Regions from separate parts of the Homo sapiens genome. Here region 2 is linked to region 1. A link is a contact called in ENCODE Hi-C or POLR2A ChIA-PET data. All regions are on one chromosome and are shown on one strand. Each heading gives the region's core, a stretch centred on a gene start or an enhancer-like site at or near the end of the contact. The rest is flanking DNA. Distances are from core to core; before and after follow the strand shown.

The links. Hi-C counts contacts between places; a loop is a spot of excess contacts on that map. ChIA-PET counts read pairs that join two places held with the same protein, here RNA polymerase II (POLR2A). Pooled maps may share reads with other maps.
Region 2: a loop to region 1 is called in a pooled map, with 4 times the contacts of the local background. The contact joins the promoter of ZNF493 here to the enhancer-like site in region 1. A Hi-C loop is called at or near these places in 6 of 50 pooled maps. POLR2A ChIA-PET finds 5 or more read pairs at or near these places in 3 of 52 experiments (CD4-positive, alpha-beta T cell, MCF 10A and naive thymus-derived CD4-positive, alpha-beta T cell).

What each region holds. Positions count from the first base shown.
Region 1 is chr19:21,604,105-21,606,687 of GRCh38, reverse strand. All of the region lies in intron 3 of LOC105372323 (a long non-coding RNA gene), which reads right to left. Among named protein-coding and RNA genes, the nearest start is that of ZNF429, 100 kb to the right of the region's middle. Within about 2 kb of position 1,292, at least 11 of the 41 ENCODE cell types and tissues checked have a DNase peak (open chromatin) inside an H3K27ac peak, as active enhancers do.
Region 2 is chr19:21,395,862-21,398,444 of GRCh38, reverse strand. ZNF493 (zinc finger protein 493) reads right to left here and starts at 1,312. Exons shown (of 4, transcript NM_001076678.3): 1 at 1,178-1,312. The coding sequence starts at 1,207. RefSeq lists a silencer at 1,035-1,273.

The DNA of each region.
Region 1 (2,583 bases), core at 43-2,542:
AGGGACACAAACACTGCGGAAGGCCGCAGGGTCCTCTGCCTAGGAAAACCAGAGACCTTTGTTCACTTGTTTATCTGCTGGCCTTCCCTCCACTATTGTCCTATGACCCTGCCAAATCCCCCTCTGCGAGAAACACCCAAGAATGATCAATTTAAAAAAAAAAAAAAAAAAAAGATAAGCTCCATGGCATCTGCCATGAAAGGCTCTGGCATCTGCCACGAAAGGCTCTACCCACATCAAAGGTGTTCCTTGCAAGACCACTGGACTGCCTGGCCCAGACCAGGAGATTCTTTTTGTCTCTGTTGCTCTTCATGGACTGGTTCATTAACCTTTTTTTCCCATTTCTTTTCTCTTGATGTTAAATGTTATTTTGTTTGTTGTAGATGTTTAACCCATAACATTTATATATTGATTAGGTGTACTATTATGTATAATTTGCAATATAGAGTGACTTGTGGAGTGGCTTCAAAAAAAAATAAATAAATAAAAGCCTTCTCCTGGTTGGCCTCCTAGAGGAGAGGCTCTTTCTTTCCTCCTCTTTGTGGCTTTGTATAATGGCTTAGCCATGAGCAAGAAATTTGGGATCTAAATGTGGCAGAACCTTGCTGCCCTTAGGAACTCTCTTATTTGACACCAGGTTGTTGGAGTAGGAAGTACACAAACAGCCTGCTTTTGTTTACTACTAAGCCATCTTTCCTCTTGGTTTATATAAAAGCTTAAATACTGGACACTTTTAGAGCAGATTTGAGCTGTTTTCTGATACTTTATATCCTGCCTTTCACAGCAGGTGCAGGGGGTCTTGGGTTTTTCCTGGGTGCAGTAGCCCTTGGCCGGTGGTTTTTTTTTTTCATACCATGGCCTTGACAATTCTCCTTATTCTTTTTATGTTTTTGAGATGGAGTCTTGCTCTGTCACCCAGGCTGGAGTGCAGTGGCGCGATAGCTCACTGCAAGCTCCGCCTCCAGGGTTCACGCCTTTCTTCTGCCTCAGCCTCCCGAGTAGCTGGGACTACAGGTGCCTGCCACCATGCCCGGCTTTTTTTTTTTTTTTTTTTTTTTTTTTTTGTATTTTTAGTAGAGACAGGGTTTCACCGTGTTAGCCAGGATGGTCTCGACCTCCTGACGTCGTGATCCACCTGCCTCGGCCTCCCAAAGTGCTGGGATTACAAGCGTCAGCCACCATGCCCGGCCCATTCTCCTTATTCTTTTGACGTGTATCCTTCTAGTGTCCTTTCCTTTTGCACCGTGCACATAAATCTCTCTCTAGCCTTGGCCAGCTTTCAAACTCCTGTCCGGACTAGCCTTTTCCGTGACTGTGTTCACGCCTGCGTCCATGCCTCTTTGCAAAGCCAGCTTCTCTTCCCACAAGGGCTGCTGCTAGTAAATTAGCCTTTCTTAAGCCTCTGATCAGCTTTCTTCTTTGCCTCCTGATCTCGTTAATGTACACCCTGGTAGCCACTTTAATAAGCTGAGTAGCATTCATGCCTACAGAGCTTCTAACTTCTGCAATTTATGCCTGATATCTCCTTGGGTCTGCCTTACAAATGCCGTATTCACCTTGCACTGATTTTCAGCAGCCTCAGGGTTAAATGGAGTGTGCAACCAAAATGCCTTACAAAGTCTTTCATAAAACTGGCTGGTGCTTTTATCTGCACCCTGGAGCACCTCTGAGATGTTTTATATTGGTTGCCTTTTTCTTTTACCATCCTTTAGCCTTTGCAGAAGTGCTTCTCGGCACTTTTGTGGGTGCTGAAGGTGGACTGCATCATCTGCATCCTGGTGGGGGTCCTCTTGTCCTTTTTAGAGGCAGAAGCATAACTTGGGCATGGCTCGACCTGAGATGGCCTGCCTGACTTTTCCAGCCTTTCGCTTTAACTTCCCAGAGCTCTGATTTCTCTTTCTCGGGTGAGACTGGGAGCCTGTATCTCTTTGAACTTAACTCCTTAGGGGCAGTTAGCCTTGGTAAAGGGGGGTAGATTGGAATGTAGGGAGGAGGGGTCTCTATTCCCTCCTGTGGTTCTTGCAAAACTGGTTTTCTTTTTCCTAAGACTTTTCTTTTGTCTCCATAGCTGCCAGGGTGGCTGATTTTTACTTTCACTTTTGGCTTTCACTTTTTGCTTTTGGTGCTATAAGCCTCTGTGACTTTCCCTTTAACTCTGTAGCTGCCAGTGCAGCTGGTTTCTCTTGGCATGAGCTGTGAGCGTTCTACAATAAACTGCTAAGCAGGGCTGCATTCATTTAGCCATGAGTCAATATAAAGACTAGGTCTGAATGTCCTGGCTGTCCTCTGATCCTAGTCACCACCTTAAAACACATGGCCAATTTCTCTATAGTGCCTTCGGCCAGCCATCCAACACTAAAACAGGGCTATTCTAATTCACAGTATGTCTTTAACTTTTGAACATCCAGTTTCATCCCATAATCACCTCTAAATCCTTTTTTAAAAAAATTCTTTATCGTGCACTCCAAAGGAGTTGGTTTCAATGCTTTCCCTCTCATTTCCTCCCTTGCAGTGCACTCTCACTCTCATTTTCACCCTCAGGTTCACCAGACTGGGTCCTATTACAGGAGTTTTGGATGCTGC
Region 2 (2,583 bases), core at 63-2,562, 210 kb after region 1:
TCGACCCAAAAACATTCTGGTAACATCTCTGTGCCTAGACAAGATGAAAGCAAAAGAGACAGAGATTTACTACAATGCAGTGTCAGGGTATTATTATTTGCCTTCTTTTCATGGGAAATATTTACAAACAGATAACAAATCTCTTTAAATGCACCATTTAACCATTTAATGCTTTGCCAAAAAAATAATTAAAATATGGTATAAAAAAGTACAGTAAAAGACAAATAGGCGATAATGTGAATTAGGGAGGAAAAGGTGGCATTTAGGAACGTCAGAGGAAACTGGAAATTATCTTACTGCAAGCCAGAGTGAGGCCGGAGAAATGGGGGATTGGTTCCAAGACTCTGCTTGGGACACAGGTGAAAAATACAGCAGAAAATCAGTTCCCTGTGGAGTGTGAAAATAATTAAGTGGCAGGCAATTAGACTGAGGTATTTCTAGTCCCTGAATTCTTACTTTAAAAAAAAAATCTAACTCAGGTGCATTATTTTTAATTACTACATTCAGAGAAACAAAATTCAGGCTTCAGCAACTGTAAACTGCCAATTAAGCTCTGATTACATAACCAGGAAATTTTCACCTTTAACGCACATATTAAGAAACCATGTAACTGTACCTAACCAATTAGTAAATTTGGTTTCTTCATCATGCATTTTATAAAAGACTTTCCTTCAAGCCTCTCCCACAGACCACAAACTACAAACCATAGCTGGGTGCTCTACAATTCTAGAACCACTCTTTGATTACATTCTTTAATATTTTTGCAGTGACGCCCATAAATTTTTAATAGGAGAAAATAGCAACTGGGAACCCCACGGACCAAAGCTCTTCCCATTCATGAACCCGCACCCCAAGTCAGGATTCTCCCCTGATGACCCTCCCGTGGTCCCCGCACAATCTGAGAAAGACGCGGCGCTGCGGGTGCAGAACTGCCAGAGAGGACTCCAGGCAGGGCACAGTCACAGTGCAGGGAAGAGACAGGACGCCCGGGGCCCCGGCTGTTGGCGCAGCCGCCAACTTACGGCTGAAGGAGACTGAGGCCGAGCTGGGCAAGGAGAACTCAGGGAGCAGATTGTGGAGCTGACTGCGGGGAGGCCTGAGTCCCGCCACAGCCACTTCCCACCGGTTCCGAGCAACTCCTTCCCCTCTCTCGTGATGTCGGACCCAGCACTCTCACCATGTCTAGGCTTTCAGGGGGTCCTGGCATCTTAGCTATGGATTTCCCAGTATCTTCAGGTCACGAAGCCACACACGCTGAGGACACAGAGCAGTGAAGGGTAGACCTGGAGCTCCGGCAGCAGAGAGAAACAATGGCCCAGCCACATCCCGGAAGCCGTCCTCGCCGCTCCAAATGTGTGCCTAATTGGACGGTTCCCAGTTCTGCGTGTCTGATTGGATACGGTTTAAGGGCCCGCCCCTTCAGGCCCTGAGTGACAGAAGATATGACCAAATGCTGGGCGGAGTGAAGAAAGAGTGATAGCCTAGGCTGCAGCCTTTTCAGGCAGGGCTTCCTCCCTGAGCTGAGCCAGGCACACCTTAGAGGGTATTTTCCCTTAACCTTGTGTATAAGGTCATAAGCACTTATAAATAATATATGGCTATTCACAAATTTAAAAAAATAATTATTTTAAAATTTCAGCTTTTATGACCTTCCTGGCTCCTAGTCCTTTGAACTAGCAGCCTGAGATTTTTAAAAGGAGCCAATCTTATGAAATAAGATGTGAGCCACATGTGAATTTTAAATTTTCTAGTAGCCAGACTTTAAAAATAAAGAAGGGCCGGGCGCAGTGGCTCACGCCTGTAATCCCAGCACTTTGGGAGGCCGAGGCGGGTGGATCGCCTGAGGTCAGGAGTTTGAGACCAGCCTGGCCAACATGATGAAACCCCGTCCCTACTAAAAATAAGAAAAAATAACCAGGCGTGGTGGTGGGCGCCTGTTATCCCAGCTACTCGGGAGGCTGAGGCAAAATAATCGCTTGAACCCGGGAGGTGGAGGGAGGCAGAGGTTGCAGTGAGCCGAGATCGCCCCACTGCACACTCCAGCCTGGTCAACAAGAGTGAAACTCCATCTCAAGAAAAAAAAAGAAGAGAGAAAGAGAGAGAGAGAAAGAAAGAGTGAAAGAGAGAGAGAGAGAAGGAAAGAGGGAAGGAAGGAAAAGGAAGGAAGGAAAAAGAAGAAAGAAAAGTGAAGAGAAGAGAAGAAAGAAAATAAAAGTGAAAGAAAAGAAAGCCGGGTGTAGTGTCCCATGCCTGTTATCTCAGCACTTGGGGAGGCCGAGGCAGGCGGATCACCCGAGGTCAGGAGTGCAAGACCAGCCTAGCCAACATGGTGAAACCCCGTCTCTACAAAAATACAAAAATTATCTGGGTATGATGGCAGGTGCCTGTAATCCCAGCTAATAGAGAGGCTGAGGCAGGAGAATCACTTAAACCCAGGAGGCAGAGGTTGAGGTGAGCCAAGATCACGCCATTGCACTCCAGTCTGGGAAACAGAGCAAGACTCCATCTCAAAAATAAAAAAATTTTAAAAAGAAGGAGAAGAAACAGGTGAAATTCATTGTAACAATTTAATTAACCCAATAT